2 separate regions of the Mus musculus genome follow, and region 2 is linked to region 1. The links are chromatin loops, found by intact Hi-C in ENCODE. Cell type or tissue: heart. All regions are shown on one strand. Links, peaks and the distances in the headings refer to the core of each region. The heading gives the core; the rest is flanking DNA. Region 1 has its middle 35 kb from the start of Zfp638. Region 2 overlaps Dysf (dysferlin).

Region 1 (8,964 bases), core at 390-8,389:
GATGACCTTGCCCACAGCCTTGGCAGCACCAGTGGATGCAGGGATGATGTTCTGGGCAGCCCCACGACCATCACGCCACAGCTTTCCAGAGGGGCCATCCACAGTCTTCTGGGTGGCAGTGATGGCATGGACTGTGGTCATGAGCCCTTCCACAATGCCAAAGTTGTCATGGATGACCTTGGCCAGGGGGGCTAAGCAGTTGGTGGTGCAGGATGCATTGCTGACAATCTTGAGTGAGTTGTCATATTTCTCGTGGTTCACACCCATCACAAACATGGGGGCATCGGCAGAAGGGGCGGAGATGATGACCCTTTTGGCTCCACCCTTCAAGTGGGCCCCGGCCTTCTCCATGGTGGTGAAGACACCAGTAGACTCCACGACATACTCAGCACCGGCCTCACCCCATTTGATGTTAGTGGGGTCTCGCTCCTGGAAGATGGTGATGGGCTTCCCGTTGATGACAAGCTTCCCATTCTCGGCCTTGACTGTGCCGTTGAATTTGCCATGAGTGGAGTCATACTGGAACATGTAGACCATGTAGTTGAGGTCAATGAAGGGGTCGTTGATGGCAACAATCTCCACTTTGCCACTGCAGATGGCAGCCCTGGTGACCAGGCGCCCAATACGGCCAAATCCGTTCACACCGACCTTCACCATTTTGTCTACGGGACGAGGCTGGCACTGCACAAGAAGATGCGGCTGTCTCTGGAACAGGGAGGAGCAGAGAGCCTGGGTTTTCTTTTATCTTGGTCATTTCAGTCATACAGTTTACTGTTGTCGCTCCTATAGAGGTTTTTATATTATGACTCTCATCATTGGTGGAAGGCAGAGCAGAATCTTAACTATATTCTTGGGTAAGATGTCTTAGTTTTCTTTCTATTGCTGTGACAAAACTCCATGACCAGAACAATTTGGAGAGGAAAGGATTTATTTGGCTTATGGGTAGCAGCCCATCATCAGGGGAAGTCAAGGAACTCAAGGCAGAAACTTGGAGGCAGAAACCCAAGGCAGACACTACGAAGGAGCAGACACTACGGAGGAGCAGACAGTATGGAGGAGCAGACACTACGGAGGAGCAGACAGTATGGAGGAGCAGACAGTATGGAGGAGCAGACACTACGGAGGAGCAGACACTGCAGAGGAGCCGACACTACGGAGGAGCACTGTTTAGTAGCTTTTTCTGAACGGCTAGGTCAGCCTGCTTTCTGTTTTACCCCAGGACTACCTGCCCAGGGATGACACTGCCCAGGGTGTACTGGCCCTTTCACAGGAAACATCAATCATGAAAAGCTCCACAGCAAAGCTCCCTGCAGGCCAATATGATGGGGAAGTTTCTCAGCTGATGTTTCCTCTTCTTAGATTGTTCTAGCTTGTGTCAAGTTGACAAAAGCACACAAACAAATAAGCAAACAAACAAAAACCCAAAACAATACAAAAAACCCTAACCAGTGTAGACATCTATGAATATATGATGATTGCATCTTTAAATTACTATTACTACATTTCTGCCATTTTTATTCTTGTTTTTTTTTTTGTTGTTGGTTTTTTGTTTTTGTTTTCGAGACAGGGTTTCTCTGTATAGTCCTGGCTGTCCTGGAACTCACTTTGTAGACCAGGCTGGCCTCGAACTCTGCCTCCCGAGTGCTGGGATTAAAGGCGTGTGCCACCACGCCCGGCTGCCATTTTTATTCTTATCTGAACAGTAAGCATCTATTTTCTTGTGGTGAATTGTTTCATGGTAGCAGTTTTAGTAAATGAACTTGAGAAATGTCTAATTGTCTTGACATTTTACATATTTATCAGTCTGGTACCATAAACCATGGGATCCCCTTTCATCCAATCCCTGTTAAAATCCAGTGTTGGCTATGCAGGTGGCATGGGCCTTTAGTCCCACTTGGGAGGCAGAGGCAAGCAGATCCCTATGAGTTTGGGCAAGCCAGGTCTACATAGCAGGTTGCAGTCAACCATGTCTACATAGTAGCACCCTGTCTCAAATATCAGTAACAAACAAACAAAAATCTAATGATAGTTTGATAGAAGTAGGAATAAAAACCCATCTAAAAAATTCATATGGAATCATAAGGGATCCTGCACAGTTAAAATGATTGTTAAAAACAAAGCCAAAGGATTTGCACTTGTTGATTTCAAAACTTTCTACAAAGTTATAGTAATTAAAATTGTGAAGTTAGCATAGGAATAGACATAAATAAAACTCTTGTGAATTGCTGGTGGACTATAAACTTCTTATAAACTTCTTGCCTTCCTTAAAGCTGCGGCAAGCTGGGTGTGGAACACACACCTGGGGGGCCAGATGTCAAGAGGCAGAGGCAGAAGGATAGCAAGTTCAAAGCCAGCCTAGACTAAAATTTACCAAGACTGTCTCTAAAACAAAATTGGAGTTAAATGCATTTTTTAAAAAAGAAAATATGGTTACTAAAAAAAAAACAAAAACTAAGCATAGGGTCGCCACAGGACCTAGCAGTTCCACTTCTAGTGAGACCCTGTCCTCAGTGAATAGAAAAAGAGGAGCGATGGAAGTTAGATCACACCTACCCAGAGAAGGATCAAATGTGAACAAAGAAAAGGCCATATATATTTTTTGATTAATTCACTTTATATCCCAATCATAATCCCACCCCCCCACCCCTGCCTTCCCAGTCCCACCCTCACAAATCCCTCCTCCCATTACCCCCTTCTCTTGGGTGCTGCCCTTTCCTGGGTTATTAAGTCACAATAAGACTAAGCACATCCTTTCTCACAGAGGCCATCCACGGCAGCCCAGTTAGGGGAATGGGATCCAGTGACAGGCAACAGAGTCAGAGATAACCCCTCTCAAGTTGTTAGGGGACTCAAATGAAGGCCAAGCTATTTATCTGCTACAAATGTGTAGGGCTTAGGTCTAGCCCCTGCACGCTCTTCGGGTGGTGGTTCAGTCTCTGGGAGGCCCGATGGACCCAGGTTAGTTGACTCTGTAGGTCTTCTTATGGTGTGCTTGACCCATCCGGCTCCTTCAATCCTATCCCCGACTCATCCACGAGACTCCCAGAACTCCTGATGCTTGACTATGGGTCTCTGCATCTGTTCCCATCAGCTGCTGGATGAAGCCTTTCAGGAGACAGTTATGCTAGGCTCCTGTCTGCATGTCTATGACAAGACAACACACAGAGAGCAATTGAGAAGGCAGAGCCGTAGCTGCATTTGAGTCAGGGAAAGGGTAGCACTGCCAGGGAGAGGGAGACAAGGCTCAGACTTGTCTGACAGGCTGCAGACATCTGTCTTAGAACCAGAATGTCAATACTGCAGCACCAAAATGAGTGTTATTAAAAAAATAATAATAATACAGTGAGGACTTGTACCTCAGCTGATCCCTTCATGGCTAAACACACCCTAGGAAGATATTTCTTGAAGCTCTACACAAGTGAGACAAGACAATTGCGTTAGTAGAAGATTCAAGAATCTACAATAGAGCAATAAATGAGTGTGTTCAATAGCAGAGTAGTTTATAGAAATAATAAAAGAACATTGAAAATGTAACCACAGGATGGGTGGTGGCGGCGTATGCCTTTAATTCTAGCACCAGGAAGGCAAAGCCAGACATATCCCTGTAAGTTTCAGGCTAGCCTGATCTACAGATCGAATTCCAGGAGAGCCAGGAGCTACACAGAGAAACCATGTCTTGAAAATCCAAAAAGAAAAGAAATAAAAGAAGGAAGGAAAGAAGGAAGGAAGGAAGGAAGGAAGGAAGGAAGGAAGGAAGAAAAGAAGGAAGGAAGGAAAACAGACAAATAGATATAACCATATAACATAACAGAGATGAATAACTGGTCAGTGCTGAGAATCAGTAATGTTGAGTGCTCAGCCTTAAATGAGACATTTGTAACAACTCCACCAAGACTCAAGAAACATTGTGGAAGAGTGGGAGAGAAGAAAGTAAGGGCCAGACAAGGGGTGGGAGCTGTGCTGTAAAATGTTGTCCTTGGATGTGACATGGCCACAGCATTCATGAACTCACTGAAGCTTTGGTTATCTGCACAAGATCAAGCCAACAAAATCAGCCAACAGCCATTCCATCAGGAAGCACTATTTGGGCTCAGTGGGTCACAAAGGGAAAAAAGAGAAGAAGGCAGGAGGGTGACGTCTAGTGCTGCTTAGTGGGAGTGGAAGGAGGGAGTTTGTGGTAAACAAAATGCATTGTTTGAAATACTCAGCTTTCCAAGAATAAATAAAAGATACTCTACTAAAAAATATGTACATGAGAGGAAAGGGAATGGAGAAATGTAACTAAAATAGAATGTAAAAAATAAACAAAATAAAACAAGAAAAAATGTGTATGTGGTGTTGTATTCCTGTAATCTCAACACTCAGGAGGCTGAGGCAGGTATATCCCTTATCACTTCAAAGCCAGGTTGGTTTATATACAACAAGTTCCAGGCTATCCAGGGCTACACTATACACACACACACACACACACACACACACACACACACACACACACACACGTGTGTGTTATATGTATGTGTATGTTCATGTGTTATACGTGTGTTTGTGCATGTGTTACACACTGATGGATCTTCAGGGGTTAGAGCGGTGGATTTGTCTTCAAGAGAGTGAGCTGCAGTTGTAGAGGATCCTAGTGCATTTCCCAGCAAGTGACTCACAACTGCATATAGCCTCAGTTCCCATGGATGTGTTATCCTCTTCTGGCCTTATACACACACACACACACACACACACACACACACACACACACACACCCCTCTAATCTTTAAAAAAAAAAACTGTCTTCAGATAGTAACAGAAAAGTCACGCAGGTCTCCTCTAAGGAGCCTGGAGTAGCCAGTCTTGCCCTAGTCTGTCTGTCTGTCTTTCTTTCTTTCTTTCTTTCTTTCTTTCTTTCTTTCTTTCTTTCTTCTTTTTAGATTTTATTTATATGAGTACACTGGCGCTGTCTTTAGACACCCCAGAAGAGGGCATCAGATCCCATTGCAGATAGTTGTGAGCCACCATGTGGTTGCTTGGAATTGAACTCAGGACCTTTAGAAGAGCAGTCAGTGCTCTTAACCACTGAGCCATCTCTCCAGACACCTAGTATTTCAATAATAGACGGATGTGTTCAGTTTTGTCACTTTGCTTTTTAAAATGATGCAGATAAATTCACATGCCAATAGAAAGTGATCAAAATTATAAAAAGCAGATAAAACATCAGTCTTACAATTAATCAGCTTTGACCTTTTCCCTAGATTCTGAAATGAGTTTTCAGTTCAATACTACAACAAAGCACCACAAGGTGGCGACAGAACTCTAAAATACTTTTTTAAAGGCGCCTTGGAAAAGATCTGATGCTGCCCTGATGAAAGTAAAAGTTTTAAGAATATCCCTTTCAGAATTTATGGATTAAGTCCTAACGCTTGTTCTGGCCAGTTTTTGCAAGGCATTACCCTTGCTTAGATAAATAACACTGCAGTAAATAAATAAAGAGCAATATTGCTGAGTGAATTCGATGTCTGTCTCTTGGGGTTCTAGCAGAAATCCGTACTACCTCCGAAGCTCTTTGTTCTCTCTGTCTCTGTTGTGACCTCTAGCCCCCGACCCCTACCAACAAATTGTCATAATATAGGGCTAGAGAATGGCTCGGCAGTTCAGGATGCTTACTGCTCCTGCAGAATTTGGTTCTCAGCACTTACACAGAAGTTCACAATCACCATTAACTAACGACAGCTCCAGAGAATCCAACTCTTCCTTAAATTCCTGCGTGCAGTCGGCATGGTGGCGCACACCTTTAATCCCAGCACTCCGGAGGCAGAGGCAGGTGGATTTCTGAGTTCAAGGCCAGCCTGGTCTACAAAGTGAGTTCCAGGACAGCCAGGGCTATACAGAGAAACCCTGTCTCGAAAAAAACCAAAAGAAAAACCAAAAAAAATTCCTACATGCAGTGGTACACAAAAACCCATGCAGGCGTCCAAAGAAGAGTTTATGGGAGGGTTTGAAGGAAAGAAAAGGAGGGGGAAATGATGTAATTATAATTCAAATAAATAAATAAATTTTTAAAGATTTATTTATTTACTTATTTATTTATATGTAAGTACAATTTAGCTGTCTTCAGACACTCCAGAAGAGGACTGTCAGATTTCGTTACAGATGGTTGTGAACCACCATGTGGTTGCTGGGATTTGAACTCAGGAACTTTGGAAGAGCAGTCAGCATTCTTAACCACTGAGCCATCTCACCAGCCCCCAAATAAATAATTTTAAAAATAAATATTAAAAAGAACTTCATAAACCAAAGGAAGGAAGTATAATGCAGTGATAAGGGAGTAGATTCCAGAACCTTCTTGCTTGGGTTGAAATATAGCCCATAAGTTCTTGTGTAGTATTCAGTAAAACACTCACTTTTGTGTCTCACTTTCTCTTTCTGTAAAATAGAGGTTATAGTAGTGCCCCTTATGCTATACCATTTGATCTATTTAACCAGATGAGTGAACTGCTGAGGATTTTTCCATGATTAGAAAACAAATTTTAGGGCTGGGTGCAAGTGTCTTTAATCCCTGCTCTTGGAAGCCAGAGGCAGGCAGATCTCAGCTTTGGGTTGTCCTTATGCTGTTTGCATTCTGATGTTAATTCTGATTCCTCCAGAGGAGCTGCCCCATCCCCAAGAGCAGTGGATCACTTACTTAGGTGATCTCTTGTGAACCTTCTCCCCATTCTGACTGGTTAATAAAGGCTAGGGGGTGGTGGGGATGGGTGGTGGGACCGGAGGTTTTTGAGAGTGGGAGCAGGTAGAGAGGGGGGAAGAATAGAAGGAAAGGAGAGAGGACCAAAGTAAAAAGAAGAGGAAAAAGTCATGATATCTGTTCTATCTACCACATGGCCAAGAAAAAAAATCCACAAGTCACAGGGGTCTCATAGCTGAAAAATAAGTTAATATAGTATTAGACATGCCCAATCTAGACTTATAACTTAAAATAATTATAATATAGTATATAACTTATAATAACTAGATTGCATGTTTATATGGGCTTATTGGGGTTTGAAATTCCAACAACAGATCTCTGTTGAGTTTGAGGGTAGCCTGGTCTACACATCAAATTCTAGGCCAGGCTTACATGGCAAGACTCTGTCTTCAGAAAAAAAAAAAAAAAAAAAAAAGCCAAGGGTCAGTGAGGTAGCTCATTGGGTTAAGTAAGGCACTTGCTGCCAATCTTGACAATGACCTGAGTTCAGTCCCTAGGACCTACATGGTGGAAGGAGAGAACACACTCCCTCAGATTGTCCTCTGACATCTTATACATGCACTATGGCATATTTTTTTTTAATATGAAAAAAAAAGTAAGTTTAGGGGATTGAAGCAGTAGCTTAGTAAAGTGCTTGCCCTGCAAACATGAGGATCTGACTTTGATCCTAGGCCCATATAAAAAGGCTGGGTATGGGGTTGTGATGGTTTGTATATGCTCAGCTGAAGGAAGGAGTGGCACTATTAGAAGATGTGGCCCTAGCCTGTGGCCCTAGCCGGGCAGTGGTGGCACATGCCTTTAATCCCAGCACATGGGAGACAGAGGCAGGTGGATTTCTGAGTTCAAGGCCAGCCTGGTACAGAGTGAGTTCCAGGACAGCCAGGGCCACACAGAGAAACCCTGTCTCGAAAAACTTTAAAAAAAAAAAAAAAAAAAAAGATGTGGCCCTGTTCAAGTAGGTGTGGCCTTTTTGGAGTAGGCAGGCACTGTTAGTGTGGGATATAAGAACTTCACCCTAGCTGCCTGGAAGCTAGTATTCTGCTAGCAGCCTTCAGATGAAGATGCAGAACTCTCAGCTCCTCCAGAACCATGCCTGCCTGATTGCTGCCACGTTCCTGCCTTGATGCTAATGGACTGAACCTCTGAACCTGTAAGCCAGCCCCAGTTAAATGTTGTTGTGCTTATAAGAGTTGTCTTGGGGTGGGGAGGGTGGCTGGAGAGATGGCTCGGTGCTTAAGAGCACCGACTGCCCTTCCAGACGCCCTAAGTTCAATTCCCAGTATCTATCAAGCAGTGCCCTATGAGCAGAGAGGCGTCCTGACTCGGGGCCAATGAGCTCACCTGAGAGCAGCTTCCCAATAACCCGCCTTTAATATAGTCTACTCTGGCTTGAATTGGCTCCTTTCATCAGCAGAGAAATAAGCTATCAGTCACGCTGTCACCTGCAGAGTGGTACTCTTATTTCTGCTCTTTATACCTTTTTGTTTCCTTCTTTACTTCATTAGGTGGGACCACCCTCATACTGTAAAATGTCAGTAACAACAAAAGCAGAGATAATAGGTGCAGTAGGCTGACCAGGGGATGAAATCATGCTGACTAGATCCTCAGAATGTAACCTCTCTGAACCAGCATCTGCAGCAGTTAGCACTAAGAGTCAAGCTGAGATCACCTTTCATCAAGCAGGTGTGAAATGTGGCGAAGGCTCCAGACACACACGAGATAGAAAGCACAACAGAGACAGGAGGAGATGCTGATGCCTGAGGAGTTACTTTCATTTTACTGATTGGTTTTATGAGGGAATAGCTCTTTGTAATGTGTGTCATGGATATGTTGTTCCTAGATATGTATTCTCCATAATAATACTCTTCATGCTTTTTAAATTTTGTAAATTATATTTTTTATAGCTAATACATTGTTGAGATAGGGCCAGGCTAGGGACACATTCAACTTTAGCATGCCTGAGAGATCATGTTTTCAAAGAATCCTTAGGTGGCTTTGGCAATCTTTAGTTATAACTCGAGGGTTCTTATTTGCTATGCTTTATGCATTTCTGATAGAATTTAAACTCTTGCCAAGTTCACTGGCACATGCCTGTGGCGCCTACTTCTGGAAGGCTGAGGAAAGCAGAGCATTTGAGTTCACATGTTAAAAACTAGCATGAGTAATCTAGTAAATTAGCCTCTCTCTCTCTCTCTCTCTCTCTCTCTCTCTCTCTCTCTCATATCTAAGAACTA
Region 2 (8,964 bases), core at 746-8,745, 180 kb after region 1:
GCTGTCAAGTTGACAGTCAACACTAACCATTGCAAGTCCATCCCTGCCAACCTGACACCTACACATATCCCTTTTAAGACAGAGCCTTCTACCTTGTCCCTATAGGCTCAGGATCTTCTCATAATGCATTCAGCCCGACTTCCGAAGTACACATAGTTTCTAGCACCATCCTAATGGAGATGAGATGGTGTCTTACTGGAGTAGCGTTTGTAAACCTAGCTCATTAGGTCAAGATTCAAATTTCACTCCATGGGTCTATTTAAACCCACATGCAGACTACTGTTACAGAGACCAGGGCAAGGATGGTCTCTGATACTGGGCTAGCTTTATTCATTAGGAGAAATAAGAAAAAGCAATGCCGGATATGTCCCCATAGCTGTCCCCAGGACTGATGAGGATTTGTGCCCTGATGGCTATCCGTAGTTTGGCTCCCAGGGAGCAAGCAGAGGCTGAAGCAGACTCTGATGACAGGTTTTTGGTGACACAGGCCACTTGCTGCCACCGCAGAGGCACAGAGTGAATCGTGTGTGGTTTAGGACCCACAGAACAGGACTTATTCCTCTAGATTCTTTGAAAGGCCTTCCTCGGCCAGCCAGCCAGTGGGCCACTTTCCCAAGACCTCGTCTCTTGCCGGTGACAAGTGTGGTCTCATGTATGTGTGCTGGACGTCTGGTGAAGGGGTCTGTCTCCTAGACCAACACGTTTTCTCCCTGGGTATGAAGACAGGAAGGTGTCTTGCTTCTGATTTGTTAATTGGGGCTGTGCTTCCTGGGAAACTGGCGTAGACAGACTGGGTGGTGGGTTCAGCCAGCTGAGGCATGGGGGCATCAAAGGTGTGAACTGGGAAAACTGCCTCTGTCCCATGGTGATGCTGGCCCGGTTCATTAAGATCTGATGGCAGCACTAGGGGTGTGGCTCAGTTGAGAGAGTGCTTTGCAAAGCATGCGTGAAGCCCTGGGCTTGATCGCCAGCACTGTATAAACAGGGTGTGGTGGGGAGCACCTGCAATCCCAGCACTTGGGAGATAAAGGCAGGAGAGTCAGAAGATCAGGATCATTCTCAGCTACAGAGCCAGTTTGAGGTCAGCCTGGGCTACATGTGATCCTGTCTCTAAGTAAGTAAGTAAACAAATAAGTAAATAAGTAATCTGTCTGGTGAGAATCTGCCCCTACCCACGGCAATAGCATGGCTAGGCTTCTAAGGCCAGACAGAAAGAGGTTAAGGTTGAGCTTGGGGAAGGGAAGGGCAGGCGTCTCTGATCTCTCTCTTCTCCTTAAGATGGTACCATAGGAACTATCTTACATGGGTATATGCTACCAAGGGACCATCTCACATGAGTACATGTTACCATGGGAACCATCTTACATGGGTACATGCTATCATGAGAGCATCTCACATGGGTACATGTTACCACAGGAACCATCTTACATGCTACATGGCACTCATGGTACCGTGGGTACAGAGAAACCTTAAAGGACTCCGAAAGAACTAGGCGGTGGAGGAGGTAAGAGACGAGCCAGGCACATTAGGCTGGTTCTCACCCTTGGACTTCTTTGTCTTCCCAGGTTCCTGGGGGAAGCCAAGATCCCACTCCAGGAGGTCCTTGCCACCCCCAGCCTCTCTGCCAGCTTCAACGCACCTCTGCTAGACGCCAAGCAGCAACCCACGGGGGTAAATGTCTGCATGTCTCTGTCCATAGCCAGCTTTTGTTTGGGGCCCTGTGTCTTATGCCAGAGGCCAGCTCCTGGGAGCCAAGCATGGCTCTCCTTGGCTATAGGTTAGGGTGCTAGAAAAGATTCATGGTTGGGACCTGCAAGGCTCAACGAAGCCTGCCACGCCCCTACTTGGCTACTTCTGAGTCTAGCCTACTCCGTCACCTCCTGTCCTGTGTTCTAGTCAGCCTTGAGTGGCTTCCTTAGCCTGCCTGGCAGACTGCCCAGAATCATTGCCAGCTCCATTCTCCAGATAGGGAATATCTGAGTCATCTGGGTCACAGGTCACCAGGGGAGGGAGGCAGACAACTCTCCCCTGCCCACCTGGGGCCAGTCAAGACCCCTTCCTTTTCCTCTCTTGTCGGTCTAGCCCCTCCCCCAGCTTTCCCATTCTCTCCTAGTCTGCACAAACCATTCCCAGTCCTCCTTGCTGGCCTCCTGTTATTTTTAGTGGTCTAAATATACCCTTCAGGGTTCTTTCTTCCTGTTCACTAGGATTCTGGGTCTGTCTACATGACAGGATGCTACTGCTGAACCCGACATACTTCCCAGTGAAGCCTGCAGGGTTGTGGGCTGTCAGTCCTCATAGACAGGCTGTGCGTGCGTGCATGTGTGTGTGTGTGTGTGTGTGTGTGTGTGTGTGTGTGTGTGTGTGTGTGTGTGCATGCGTGCGTGCATGTATGTATGTATTTGAACCTTTGACTGGTTAGGAAAGTCGAGTTGGGACTAATTTGGGCTGGGCTGAATGAGACCATACTGGGTTCTTACTGGGAAAAGAGAGCCACTGGGGTTGCTTTCACGCAGTGTTTTCTGAAACGGTCTCAGTCACTTCCGGTGTCACCTGTTGCCTTCTCTTTGAGCTCTGCAGTCAGCTACATTAGTCTAGGAAGCCTCCAGTGGCATTTGAAGCTGACTCTTCTTGGACCCTGAGGAGACTCCTAGCTGTTTCTGCAGCCTGGTGCACCGAGCAGCTAGAGATATCAAGGTTTCTGTCAAGAGCAGCCCTTGGAGTCAAGAGACCTGTCTGGTGCTTTCCTGTTACCCTCTAGGTTGAAGCAGCTTCCTCCCTGTAGCCTTCAACCAAAGGCTCTTACCTTCCTGCCAAGATCTCCGCTCCTTTACTCCAAACCTAAGACACTGATGTTTTCCACACTTACTCCCTCCAAACTCACTGTGCTCTGGGATGGAACCTTTCAGCCTGGTTTCTGCAAACTGCATACTGAGGAAGGCTGGAAATGATCTGCAATCCCTGCCCTTGGCCTGGCTTTCATATTCTGTTTGCACTTCATACTCAAGCTGAGAACCTGCAGCCTCCTCTCCATTGTCCCCAGACCCCAGGCTGCCTGTGGAGCCTGACCATCCTTCACAATGACTCTAAGTTGAATACATGAAAGCCAGGATGTGGTGAATGGGAGAGAAGGGCTGGGCCCTGCTCAGTGAGCCACCTGCTAAGTCTGCACAGAGGTGGGGAGAGGCACGAGTGGTAAGGAGAGGTTAGCAGCTCACCTTGCGGCCTGGGATGCAGTCCTCACTCCCTGGAGAAGGTCCAGGAGCAGACTTCCACCTCTCTTACTTGTATCCCCCTGCCGTCCTGGTACAGCACAGGCAGGTGGGAAGAACCTCTGAGCTGGGGGTTCCTGCTAGGACCTGTGCTGCTGAGCAGAAGCCCTTTGCTTCTGGGGGACACCACTGGCTGACTCAGATCTTTTATTTTGAAGTGGTTTAAGTGTCTGGCTCAGATCTTTTATTTTGAAATGGTTTAAGTGTAGAAGCAGGGCTGGGGAGCTGCCACAGTCAGCTTGCCTTGCAATCTCGAGGTCCTGAGTTCCAATCCCCAAACCAACTTTGAATGAGATAGGTGTGGTGGGACAGTAATTTCAGCCTGGGGAAGGTGGAGCCAGGTGGATCCCTGGAGCTCACTGAGCAGTTGGCTGAGCCTAATGGGTGAACCCCAGGCCAATGAGAGAAACAAGATTGATGGATCCTGAGGGAGGCATGGTACCTTAGAATGACTTTGACCTTCACACACACACACACACACACATACACACACACACACACACACCACCACCACCACCACCACCACCACCACCACCACCAGCACCAAAGAAGCTGGTTTGATGGTTTATGCCTGTAATTCCAGCACTGGGAAGCCTGAAGCAGGATGACTCTATGAATTGGAGGCCAGCCTAGAAGACTTAGTGAAACCAAGGCCAGCACAGAATACAGAGGAGCATAGTGAGAGATTCTGTCAGAGAGTGGGAGAGAGAACCTTCTAAGAGGAGTCCAAACCACTCTGTGTCCTGGGTCACTTGAGACCACGTCACCACCGCCTAGCCATCTCCCTTGATGCCGGAGTGTGTATTTTGAGTGAAAGGCCTTCTCCGTAGCATCTCTTTCAAAGAGATGAAAGCCATATCGACGTAGAGCTCATCCGACGCACAGACCTCCTCGAGGCTCGTCAGTTGTGTGTGTTATTCTTATGTGTGTGCACACAGCAATGGAGGCCAAAGGTTGAGGTCCTTCACTCTCTATCTGATCTTTCGAGTCAGGGTCTCTGGCTGAATCTGGAGATCATGGATGTGGCTGGCTGACGAATGGGCTTCAGGGGTTTGTTGCCTCCACCCCACCGATGCAGTGGTAATATAGGTGTGTGCACCAGACCTGCTTTACGTGATGCTGGGATTGAACCCAGGGTTTCATGCATGTTATTGGGACCTGGACCTTAGTCTTCTGGAAGACCAGCAAGGGCTCTTAACCTCTGAGCCACTTTCCCCAGCTCCTTACTGTCCCTTCGATGTGTTTCTGTAGTTTATTGAGACCTTCCTGGAACAAAAAGATAGTCTAGGATTATCTTGTACAATTACTTATTTCTCCAAAGAGCCCCAGTGGTTCATCAGTCATAGGAAGGAGGGCACTGGGGTCTATTAATACTCGCTGCTCACGTGGCGACACCTGGTGGTAGCTTCTAACCATGCAGGGCCAGTTACATCCAAGCCTTGAATGTGGTATTAAAGGGGTGCTGGGGTCGCCTCTGGGTTCCTTTCTCAGTGTTCTGAGCCTGAATTGTTGCTGGTCCTGCCTTTGTTAGTCTGTTTTCCCTCCTTGGTCCCCAGTCTGGAGGATGCAAGCCTGAGATACAGTGGTAGCTGGCATCTTCTCAACCTCAGGGCAGGGTTTGCCCTGGGAGTCTGCGTGTCCTCCTTATTACTAATGTCTCTGCTATTATGGCTAGTATTCCCTGCTAGGTTGCTCAGATGAAGATTACGGTGGCAAATATTTGTAAAGGATTTGTCAAAATTGTGGAAAATGCTTTCTGTCTAATACAGAGCTGACTACTTGTTTAAAAGATGGAGGTGGGGGGGGGGGCTGGAAAGATGGCCAAGTGGTTAAGAGCACTGTCTGCTCTTCCAGGGAACCTAGGTTTGATTCCCACTACTGACATGGCAACTCACAACTATCAGTAACTCCAGTCCCAGGGAGTTACAGTCCCAGTGTGAGCACTGAACATCCAGAGTGCACAGACACACACACAGGCAAAACAGCTGTATATATAAAAATTTTAAAAAGGAACAACAAAGGAGACAACCGAGAAGAGCAGCTGGTTTCTATGGACACCACCGACCCCAGCGTGCTCCCTTTCCCCAGCTTTGCTTGGGACCTGCAGGGTCTTGGTCTTGTGCTGGAAGCTCGGTTCCCACTGTGGCACTGAGGTGTGTGTGTGTGTGTGTGTGTGTGTGTGTGTGTGTGTACCTTTCTTAGGAAGATAGAGGGGATTATATCCACATAGAAGAACGGAAGGACACTGACAACTTCTGTTGCATTATTTTCCCTCCTAGAGTTGTCTTAGTTTCTTTTTCTGGTGCTGTGATAAAAGACTCTGACAAAAGCAATTTAAGGGCAGAAGGGTTTGCTTGAGCTCACAGTTAAAGATGCAGTCCCTCATGGCAAGAAGGTCAAGGCTGCAGGAGCTCCAAGCTGCTGGTCACACCTAACCCACAACAGCAAGCAGAGATGGATGAATACAGGTCTCAGCTAGCTTTTTTCTTTCTTTCTTGGACCCAGCCCCAGGGAATGGTGCAGTCCACTTCTCGTGTGCATCTTTGCACCTGAATCAACCCAATCAGCAGAGTCCCTCTCAGACACGCCCTGAGTGGTAAAGGCCACTCCCAGGAACGCTTAAGGCTTGTCTCCTAGGTGATGCCTTGGAGAGAGGTTTTACATGTTCTTAAGTTGAGCACTTATTGTTTGGATCTGGGGTGGGTGGAAGGTGAGAGATACGTTCTTGTATATACAGGCTGGGCTTGAACTCCTTGTATAGGCGAGGATGACCCTGAACTCCCTGGCTCTCCAGCTCCACCTCCCAAGTCCTGGTACTGCAGGTGTCTAACCACCACACCCTGCTTTTACCTGGGCTTTTCCAAAAAAGTTTTCCTTTGACCCTGGGAGAGACTCAGACGGGCCTCTGATGGCCTCAAGCTGCCAGGGTGGAGTCCTGTGAGCGTCTGGCTTCCCTTGGACTCAGATCCACCTTTTGCTCTGGAAAGTGGAGTTGCCAGGGAGGAGGTGAAGTGTGACCCCAGGCAGCCTTACCTGGCTGTGCTTACAGGTTCCTGGGTGGCTTCCCTACAACCTCCTGCAGTCCCGACCCTGTCAGAGCCAATGGCTTAGAGAGGATGGGAGACTAGAAAGGACACCGGAGGGAGGGTGTCGTTTCTCCTTTATACTTACCTGTTGCCGACTCATCTCTTCTAGGCCTCTCTGGTCCTGCAGGTGTCCTACACGCCACCCCCAGGAGCTGTGCCCCTGTTCCCACCACCTGCTTCTCTAGCACCCTCCCCGACACTGCCTGACATGGATCTGGTGCCTGGTGAGGAGCCCACCCACCCTTTCATAGGGCATGGTCCTTGGAAGATGGCCAGCATGGAGACAGAGGTTGTGGGTGGGTAGGAAAGGAGAGGTGGAGATGGCTCCCATTAGGTTCCCCAAATCCCAGATATTTGGGAAGGGCAGGGTCCAACCTCTATTCTCCATTTCCTAGCTCTGGAGATTAGCATGAGACCTGAGGCTTGGTGCTTCCCTAAGTGGTGATACAATGTTACAAAAGAGCTACTCACCATACCCCACCTCCAACCCCTGAAAAGAATTTTGAGCCAAAGTTAGGGAATGGGAGTTTATCTCTTGCCTTTGACACTGAATAGCTGTGTGGCTTTGGGCTGGTCATTCTGGGCACAGGGATGATCATACATGAAGTGTGCAGACAGGCTAAGTAGGCTATGTCCTGTGCCCGCTTTAAGCTTCTGCTAGGCTTATCAAGTAAAGATGCAGGCCAAGGAGGCTGATTTGCTGGTGGTGCTTGGGAAAGTTGGCCTGACCACTAGGCGGTGTGGGTAGAAAGCAGCTGAGACGGGGCAGCTCATTTGCTTGGGGGAAAATTCTAGAGTTTATCTTCTGGTGAAGGAGGTGTGGCGGGGGCGGGGTGGGTAGGGGGAGAAGCAAGTTATAAAATCCTGAGAAGGCTTTGCCCTCCCTGGGTATGCCTGTCTTGTTGGCCAGCTCTGTGTGGGTTTCTGTGGAGAGGGAGGCTGAGGGAAGTTTCGTTGGCTTAGCACATCCAGCCCTGGGAATCCTGAGCTGGGGAGAGATAGCTAAGCTAGGCTCAGGGAGGAAAGGGGGTGCTGGGGAGGGCAGGTGGGCAGGTGTCCCCAGATGCTCTGGGCTTGATCAACAAAAGGAGGCTCCCAGCTCTGCCTGGTTGGGCAAGGGACCGTCACCTCTGAGCATGGTACCCAGGCTGAGTGGATAAGCTTAGGAGAGGTGAGGGTGGGCCTGGGGAAGGTGGGCCTCTCTCATCCCAGCTCCCTCCCAACCCTCCCCTCTTGGGCTACGCCCTGATGCATGCCAGGTGGGGGACAGAGCCGGGCTGAGACTTGGTCCCTGCTCAGTGACAGCACCATGGACACGAGATACTCTGGGAAGAAGTGGCCGGTCCCCACGGGTGAGACGCAGCCAGACCCTACCACCTGTAACTGTCTCACCTGGCAAGGTGGCCAGAAGGGCCTGTCTGTTAGGGCTGGGGTGGGTGGGTCAGGGCCATCCTCCTTCTTCTTCTTGCTGACTAACTATTTATTGACTGTTTTCCAGGGCCAGCTATGGCAGCTGCCCTTCTTTGATTTCATCCATCTTGGGTATGGGTGGGCTTAGGGTGTGGTATTGAAGCATGCACACTCTTTGGTCCTCCCCCTGTTGGACTGAGACCTCAGGTCAGGACCAAAGGTGCACAGTGCTCAAGAGGGTCCTGTGCCCACAGACACAGGAGGGGAGGAAGACACCGAGGACCAGGGCCTGACTGGAGATGAAGCTGAGCCGTTCCTGGACCAGAGTGCTGCTGTGGGCCCAGGGGGACCGACCACACCCAGGAAGCCACCTTCCCACCCTCCTCCCCACTATCCAGGGGCAAAAAGAAAAAGAAGCTCTGCCCCACCTAGAAAGCTGCTGTCAGACAAGCCACAGGACTTCCAGGTGATAGTGGGGGAACTGTCTCTATAATTCATCAGCAATCACTAGTGTTCTGTGCCTGGCTGGGTTGTCTAGCCTCAGGACAATGCGCTGGTGTTCCGGAGGCCTCCCATGAAGAAGCTAGGCTGCCCTGGACCCTGACAGCTGAATTGAAAGTTTGTGTTTTGGGAGCTCACAGCATGCCTCTGCCCAGTCCCAAGGAGTTGGATGTATAAAAGATTAGCCTAGCCTACATCTCCTTTGTTGTGGTAACTGGCCTTTGTCCTAGGACCAGCTTCTTGCTCTTTAGGGTCCACATGCCCCACCAACAGCAGCAGTGGAGTCCTCTGAACCTTCCCAAAAATCAGTGACTGTTTAATTATTTATTGAGTGTGTTAGCATGGAGTGAACTAGTGCCACTGTGAGAGATCACTGTGTGGAAGACAGAGGAAAACTTGTGGGAGTTGGTTCTTTTTTTTCCACCGAATAGATCCTGGGGTATAAATTCAGACTATCGAACTCGGCAGCAAGTGCCTTTTCCCATAGAGTCACCTTGCTGGCCTATTGGTTTTTTTTTTGTTTTGTTTGTTTGTTTGTTTGTTTGTTTTGTTTTTTCGAGATAGGGTTTCTCTGTGTAGCCCTGGCTGTCCTGGAGCTCACTTTGTAGACCAGGCTGGCCTCGAACTCAGAAATCTGCCTGCCTCTGCCTCCCGAGTGCTGGGATTAAAGGTGTGCGCCACCACACCCGGCTTGG

The links. Hi-C counts contacts between places; a loop is a spot of excess contacts. Peaks named below come from ENCODE experiments on the same cell type or tissue, not always from the same donor. Only the 100,000 strongest peaks of a DNase experiment are listed, where the experiment ranks them.
Region 2: it touches region 1 in a loop (7-fold over the local background); 31 of 42 quality-filtered maps call a loop at or near these places.

What each region holds. Positions count from the first base shown.
Region 1 is chr6:83,874,724-83,883,687 of GRCm38, forward strand. It overlaps a transcript of Zfp638 not described here and the pseudogene Gm5138. Among named protein-coding and RNA genes, the nearest start is that of Zfp638, 35 kb to the right of the region's middle. In heart, for the core only: a CTCF peak has its summit at 5,279 (motif pointing right); no DNase peak of the experiment used is centred there; H3K4me3 peaks cover 303 bases.
Region 2 is chr6:84,056,854-84,065,817 of GRCm38, forward strand. Dysf (dysferlin) reads left to right here. Exons shown (of 55, transcript NM_021469.3): 4 at 1,566-1,671; 5 at 6,468-6,582; 6 at 7,618-7,710; 7 at 8,023-8,234. Among named protein-coding and RNA genes, the nearest start is that of Dysf, 42 kb to the left of the region's middle. In heart, for the core only: a CTCF peak has its summit at 4,674 (motif pointing left); DNase peaks (open chromatin) are centred at 1,968 and 4,718; H3K27ac peaks cover 2,970 bases.